Linked DNA regions of Homo sapiens: region 2 is linked to region 1. Evidence: chromatin contacts called from ENCODE Hi-C data. All regions are on one chromosome and are shown on one strand. The core of a region is the stretch at or near the end of the contact, and the rest is flanking DNA. Distances in the headings are between cores, read along the strand shown. Region 1 holds the start of CNEP1R1 (CTD nuclear envelope phosphatase 1 regulatory subunit 1). Region 2 overlaps NOD2 (nucleotide binding oligomerization domain containing 2).

Evidence for each region. A loop is a pair of places that touch in the nucleus more often than their neighbours do. Pooled maps may share reads with other maps.
Region 2: a pooled map shows a loop between it and region 1 (2.8-fold over the local background). The contact joins the enhancer-like site here to the promoter of CNEP1R1 in region 1. A Hi-C loop is called at or near these places in 1 of 37 single-sample maps with no recorded cell type and 4 of 50 pooled maps.

What each region holds. Positions count from the first base shown.
Region 1 is chr16:50,023,627-50,026,546 of GRCh38, forward strand. CNEP1R1 (CTD nuclear envelope phosphatase 1 regulatory subunit 1) reads left to right here and starts at 1,599. Exons shown (of 6, transcript NM_001281789.2): 1 at 1,599-1,714; 2 at 2,770-2,841. The coding sequence starts at 1,690. RefSeq lists an enhancer at 1,288-1,789 and a silencer at 1,603-1,912.
Region 2 is chr16:50,707,521-50,710,665 of GRCh38, forward strand. It overlaps NOD2 (nucleotide binding oligomerization domain containing 2), which reads left to right. Exons shown (of 12, transcript NM_001370466.1): 3 at 335-440; 4 at 3,038-3,145. Among named protein-coding and RNA genes, the nearest start is that of NOD2, 15 kb to the left of the region's middle. RefSeq lists silencers at 1,887-2,096, 2,505-2,710. Within about 2 kb of position 1,376, at least 7 of the 41 ENCODE cell types and tissues checked have a DNase peak (open chromatin) inside an H3K27ac peak, as active enhancers do.

The sequences.
Region 1 (2,920 bases), core at 349-2,848:
CAGGAAAGAGGGGTGCACACATGCATAATAAACAATCATGCATGTTACATGGGTCACATGTTCACTTTGGGGTAGAGACTTAACATTTAAATGCATTACAGTTAGACCCTTTACGTCAAAAGGCGAAGCAGAGAACATAAAGGCACTCATTGTGCAGCCTCTGTAGACTGGCTAGGGCCAATCTATGGTGGGTGGTCTCTTATCAGGAGAAAGTTACTGAAATCAGTCTCTTGTCTAATGAAAGCAGGAGTTATGGCTTGTGGAACAAAGGGATCAGTTAGTCAGTGACTGGTACTTGGTAAGCTGCAATTGTTTTAATATTGCTTGTTTAGCTGCTAGAGGAAAAAAACGAACATTGTGGCAGTTAGAACATCGTTTATTCTTTAAGTGTCTGGGTCTTGAGTGATTTAACCCTTGCCTGGCAGGGCCTTAGGTCTTGTTTATAAGTTGGTATGTTACTGCCACAAAAAAATCTAGCCCATCAGTCTTAGATTCTTTTTTTTTTCTTTTTCTTTTTTGACAGTCTCACGCTGTCACCCAGGCTGGAGTGCAGTGGCTCACTGCAACCTCCGTCTCCTGGGTTCAAGTGACTCTCGTGCCTCAGCCTCCCAAAGAGCTGGGATTACAGGCATGCACCACCACGTCTGGATAATTTTTTTGTATTTTCAGTAGAAACAGGGTTTTGTCATGTTGCCCAGGCTGGTCTCAACTCCTGACCTCAAGTGATCCACGCGCCTCAGCCTCCCAGAGTGTTGGGATTAACAGGCGTGAGCCACCGCGCCCGGCCAGGATCTCTATTTTAACACAACTATTCTTATTTGAAATCAATTACTTATTTGCATGTTTGTTGCCTGCTGTAGCCCTTCCTCTTTGCGGGCAGGAATCCTGTCTACCTGGCTCACACGCGTATCAATACAGTGTCTAGCATGTTAGGCAATAAAATGATTTTGAATGAAAGAATGCCACCAATAAATGAACAAGAAGGCCTTGTGATCAAATACAAATGTAGTCAATCCCTTACAGATCTCTTCTTAAGTTATAGGTATTTGGGCTTACACTTTGCCTCATTTAGGAATTATGAAAGCTGGGTGATGTGAGAGGAAAGTAACCAAGAGAGAAGTGTTTACTTAAGGGGTTGGTTATCTAGGATACCATAATTAAGGAAACTGGTTATTTAGGGTTCTAGTTAGTTCTGTACAGATTTCATTACTCCTTGAGATCCTTGAGGACAGAACCAGCTCTTTGATTTCTGTATCCCTCGCTAGCGACCAGAATAATGCCTGGAAGGTAGTGGGCGCTCAATCAACATTTGACGAATGAAAGAACCAAGCGGGGAACGGGGGATAAATGAATGAACGAACTGGCTCCGGAGGGCTGCAGTTCCTCCCCGGGGCAGCAGGCGACGCCAGCGTTACGCCCGCCTGGCCGCCGGCAGTTCTTGGTCCCTCCGGCTGACCGTCCAACGCTAGGCGCCGAGGCCGGTGCAAGAGACAGCCAATAGAAAGCTGTCTTAGTTGGAGGTCTAGTAGAGGAATCCAATGAGCGTAGCGGGTCTAGGCAAGGGGCGGTGCGACGGGGAGGGGCAGCGGGGAGCGGTTAGAGGTGGGAGTTGGCGCTGCGGGCCGGGCGGGGGCCGCGGAAGCTGCGATGCGGACAGGGCAGCGGCGGTGACCCGAGCTGCCGCCCGACATGAACTCGCTGGAGCAGGCGGAAGGTAGGGTGGGCCGCCCGGGCCCGTCCCCCGTCTCCCCTCGGAAGCTGGCGGTGCTCCGGAGGAGCCGGCGTCGTGAAGACCCCCGCCCCGGGAGGAGGCCGCAGAGGATGGAGCTAGGGGCCCGGAGCTTGGGGGCGCGTAGGCGGCCGTACCTGGCCAGACGCGGGGGGCGGTGCCTCAGCTCCCTGAGTCCCCACAAACCTAGAGGGTCGACCTCCTCGCCAGCTTCTATTTTTATTTTCTTTTCACTGGCAGACACTTGCACTTCGTGCATTGCAGCCTGCTAATTCATTTCATTTCATTCTCACAGCCCCGCGAGTTGTATCCCTGATTCCTGCGGTGGTTTCCGGTAACTGCCAAGGTTAGGAAGTGCTGCTCGGTGTTTTAAAGTTTAAAGCACACCACTGCGGAAAGGATACCCCACCACTCACTCGGAGCAGCTTAGACGCCCCTGTCTTCTAGAACTAGGCGCTGCCTGGGTGCCACGAAGATCACCTGTACCCCTTCGGAGGGGGCAAGGGGAATGTCTTTCCACACCCACTCGCTATCAGTGTCAAGAAGTCTAGTAAGGCCAGACGGCGTAGCCATTAATTAAATATAAGAGCTGGAAACCGGAGGCGGGTAATTGCAGTCAGGTAGACCTCGAAGACTTTGATGTTAGGCACTACGTGGTTCTAATAGGAAGTTCTTGGTTCCCAGAGAGCTAAAACTCGACCTGATTTTAATTTTATTTGCAACCCTGAAAATGTTCGCTTTTGGCGCTGGCCGAGGCTGCTGCTTATTTCTCCCAATACCATTTATGAAGCTTCTAAAAGTAAATCAGCAAGTTTTCTTATATGAGAAATTGGAATTAAAGAGCCCTAATTTTTTGTCAAGTGCTTAAAAAGCTGTCATAGTAAATGAAATAAACAGTGCAGTGATACATGGAAGTTAGTGTGTAAGACCTGAAGCAGTTAAGAGTATCTCACATGTCGTCTTAATGTTAGGTAAATACTCTGACATTTCGTCAGACGAGTAAGAGTGGCTAATTAGAAAATTGACATCTTTATACCTAGATCTCAAGGCTTTTGAGAGGAGACTTACTGAATATATTCATTGTTTGCAACCTGCTACTGGACGCTGGAGAAGTAAGTTCCTGAATGTTATTTTAAGGGAAAACTAACAATTGATACTTTTATCCTAATATAGGAATGATTTGCTTTTATG
Region 2 (3,145 bases), core at 126-2,625, 680 kb after region 1:
GACTTGATGAAATCACTTCTCTTCCAAATGATTTACAGCCTGCAGAATCATTTTCCCTATCTTTGTAGGTTTATGTCTTCATTTTGTTTCATTTATTTTTCAGTTATTCACTGTTTTAGTGAGTTTTGAGTAGGAGCCAGATTGGATGCATGCGTTCAATTCACCATCCAACACTGTATTAACTACTTGAAACTCATGTGGTTGTTCGGTTGTTTTTTTGACCTTTTATTCTGGATGGAAGAGAGATGCTTATGAAGTTGCAGTAATCAGTAAGCCTTCCCACATTGCTCCATCAGCCTTCCTGGAAGAATAATGTCTTCTGCCTTTCCTGTAGGCAAGAAGGCTGCTTGATCTTGCCACGGTGAAAGCGAATGGATTGGCTGCCTTCCTTCTACAACATGTTCAGGAATTACCAGTCCCATTGGCCCTGCCTTTGGAAGGTAGGTGTATGTTCTCAGTTAATCAGAAAGGGAAGGGCAGTCAGTGCAGATCCATGGTTAAGAGCAGAACACACCTCGGTTAACATCCCATATGCTGGCAGTATAGCCTCCCTATGACTCAATTTCCTTGTTTTAAGGCTAGCACCACCCCGTCTCATTGGGATTTTGGGAGCATTAAAAGGACAAAAGCGTGTAATGTTAGCTATTAGCTTTCATTATCTCCCACACAGTATACTGACAATTGGGCTACCATATATTGAGGGCTAACTAAAGGTGTTACTTACCATCCAAACTCTCATTATCTGTACCGAAAAGATATGGACACATGTTTTGAGTTAGGGCTGGTATCTCTTGATCTCTGAAATTTAGCAGCTCACAATGGGAAACTCAAGAACCAAGTGGATCTAGAGACTCTGGTATCCCTCAGTGCCCAGGGTCACCACCCAAACTCAGGAACAGGAGGGGCTTGGACCGCACCACTTGAACATACCAGGCATCCTGCCAGGTGCTTTATGGACAATGTCTACCCTTTGCAACAACCCTGAGAAGTAGGTGGTGTTTTTTTCCACCTTATAGATGTGGAAACTGGGCAGGGAGGTTAAGTGACGAGGGAGGGGAAGATGGGTCTGATTGTAAATTGTCCCCACCTACACTTTCTCTTTTCTTGGGAGAAGAAATGTCAGTTGTAAAGAGAGAGTGCAAGCCTGGCACTCTTTAGGGCTTGTTCCTACACCACTGTAGGGAAAGCTCATTGGCACTGAAGCCCCCTGAGCTGTGTGTGGTGCTGGCAGATGGGTCTATCACCCTGGGCTGTGTCCTCTGGGCAGCAAGCAAGCCTGTGGGCGGGGTGGCTGGAAGTCTGTGCCTGGCACTCGCGAGTGCACCGTCTCATTGAAGAACAGGATCTAAACATCAGTGCGCCACAGCAGGGTGCGCGGCACGGAGTGCAGGCCCTGGTTTGGCCCTTGGTTGAGGTTTGCTGTTGACATCATCAAGCACAGCTAGTCACTGTAAGACCAGGCCAGGGTGCAAGATTCCCCACACTTCTAAAGGTGACAATTGGTGTGTTTATTTCTCTATAAAATGACATTTTTTTTTTCTGGAGAATTTTAGTATCATTGGTGATGACTGGAAAACCTGCATCAGAAATCAGGTCGGAAGAGGAAGATATATATCTGATATGTACTGGAGAGGAAGATATCTATCTTATGGTCTAAGTTCAGGGATCCTGGTATATTCAGAGGGCAGAAAGCTCAGCAATAATCATCAACTCTGGGAACAGAGGTGACATAAACACAGGGCGTCCCCTTTGTGTGACTGCAGATAGTCATCAGTGAGCTCAGAGCTCTATGAAAATTACTTGCTAGTTTTTGGGTTGAAAATAGTGGGCCAGTGTTTGGTTGGGGGCAGTGAGGCTGTGATGGCGGGGGACCATGCCAAGCTCCTACCAGCCTGGGACGCTAAACCAGCACTTCCCCATTTCCTGAAAGGGGAACTAAACTCTGACACAGGAAATGGTTTGCTTGCATTACTTTCAGGATGAGAAAGGAAGAGCACTGGCCTTCCAAACACACCCCGTGCATGAAAACTCTCCCTGCATGGGGTGCATGGGGAGGATGGGGAAGTGGAGGCAGGATCACAGACTCTTGTTCGAGTGCTCAGCTGGGGCACCCCGGTGACCCCGAGGCCTTCCCTTGCTAGGTCCACCCAGATCAATCAGGATCATCTCCCCATCTCGAAGTTTAACTTTATCACATCTCAGAGTTCCTTTTGCCACGTAAGGTAACATATTCACAGGTTCTGAGAATCCGGACATGGACATCTTTGAGGGTCTATTGTTGTGCCTACTATATCCATGAATAATAATGATAATAAGCACCATTTTTTGAGAGTTTGCCATGTCAGATATTCTTTTAAACTGTATTTTATCTCGCTGCCTCCTGAAAAAATCCTTCCAGGTGTATATTGTCCCCATTTTTACAGATGAGAGAACTGAGGCCCAGAAAGGCTAAATGGCTTGCCCAAGTGTATGGTGGACCCAGGTTTTCAAACTCAGGTGTGTCTGGCTTCAGAGACTGGGCTCCTGAGCCCTTAAGCCCTTTGTTCCCCTTTAGAAAAAGTCACCTGAGGCTGAGTGGTGAAGGGATTTATCCAAAGCCACCCGGCCACTATGGCAGGACAGATATCAGAATACAGGTCTTCCGATCCCAGCCCAGAGCCCCTTCCCGTCATCTAGAACTCCTCCTGGTGTCAGTAATGATAACGGCAGTCACTGATGTCTTTTGAGCACTTACTTTGTGTTGAGCACTTACACTGTGCTAAGCACTTGACATAGGTCATCTTAGTTGATCCGTGTAAAACTCTGTGAGGTAGTGACCAACATTTCTCCCACCTTACAGAGGTGGAAACTGAGGGTTAGGAAGTTTCCTTGACTGTCCTCAAAGTGCACAGCTTGTGAATGGAGGAGCCAGGATGGGCGCCCGCTGGCTCTCCTATCCCTTCAGTTATGTCAGCGTCCCCCGCAGCAGCCCATTGTCTGGTTAGGTCCCGTCTTCACCATGGTGCCACCTTCATCTGCCTCTTCTTCTGCCTTCCAGCTGCCACATGCAAGAAGTATATGGCCAAGCTGAGGACCACGGTGTCTGCTCAGTCTCGCTTCCTCAGTACCTATGATGGAGCAGAGACGCTCTGCCTGGAGGACATAT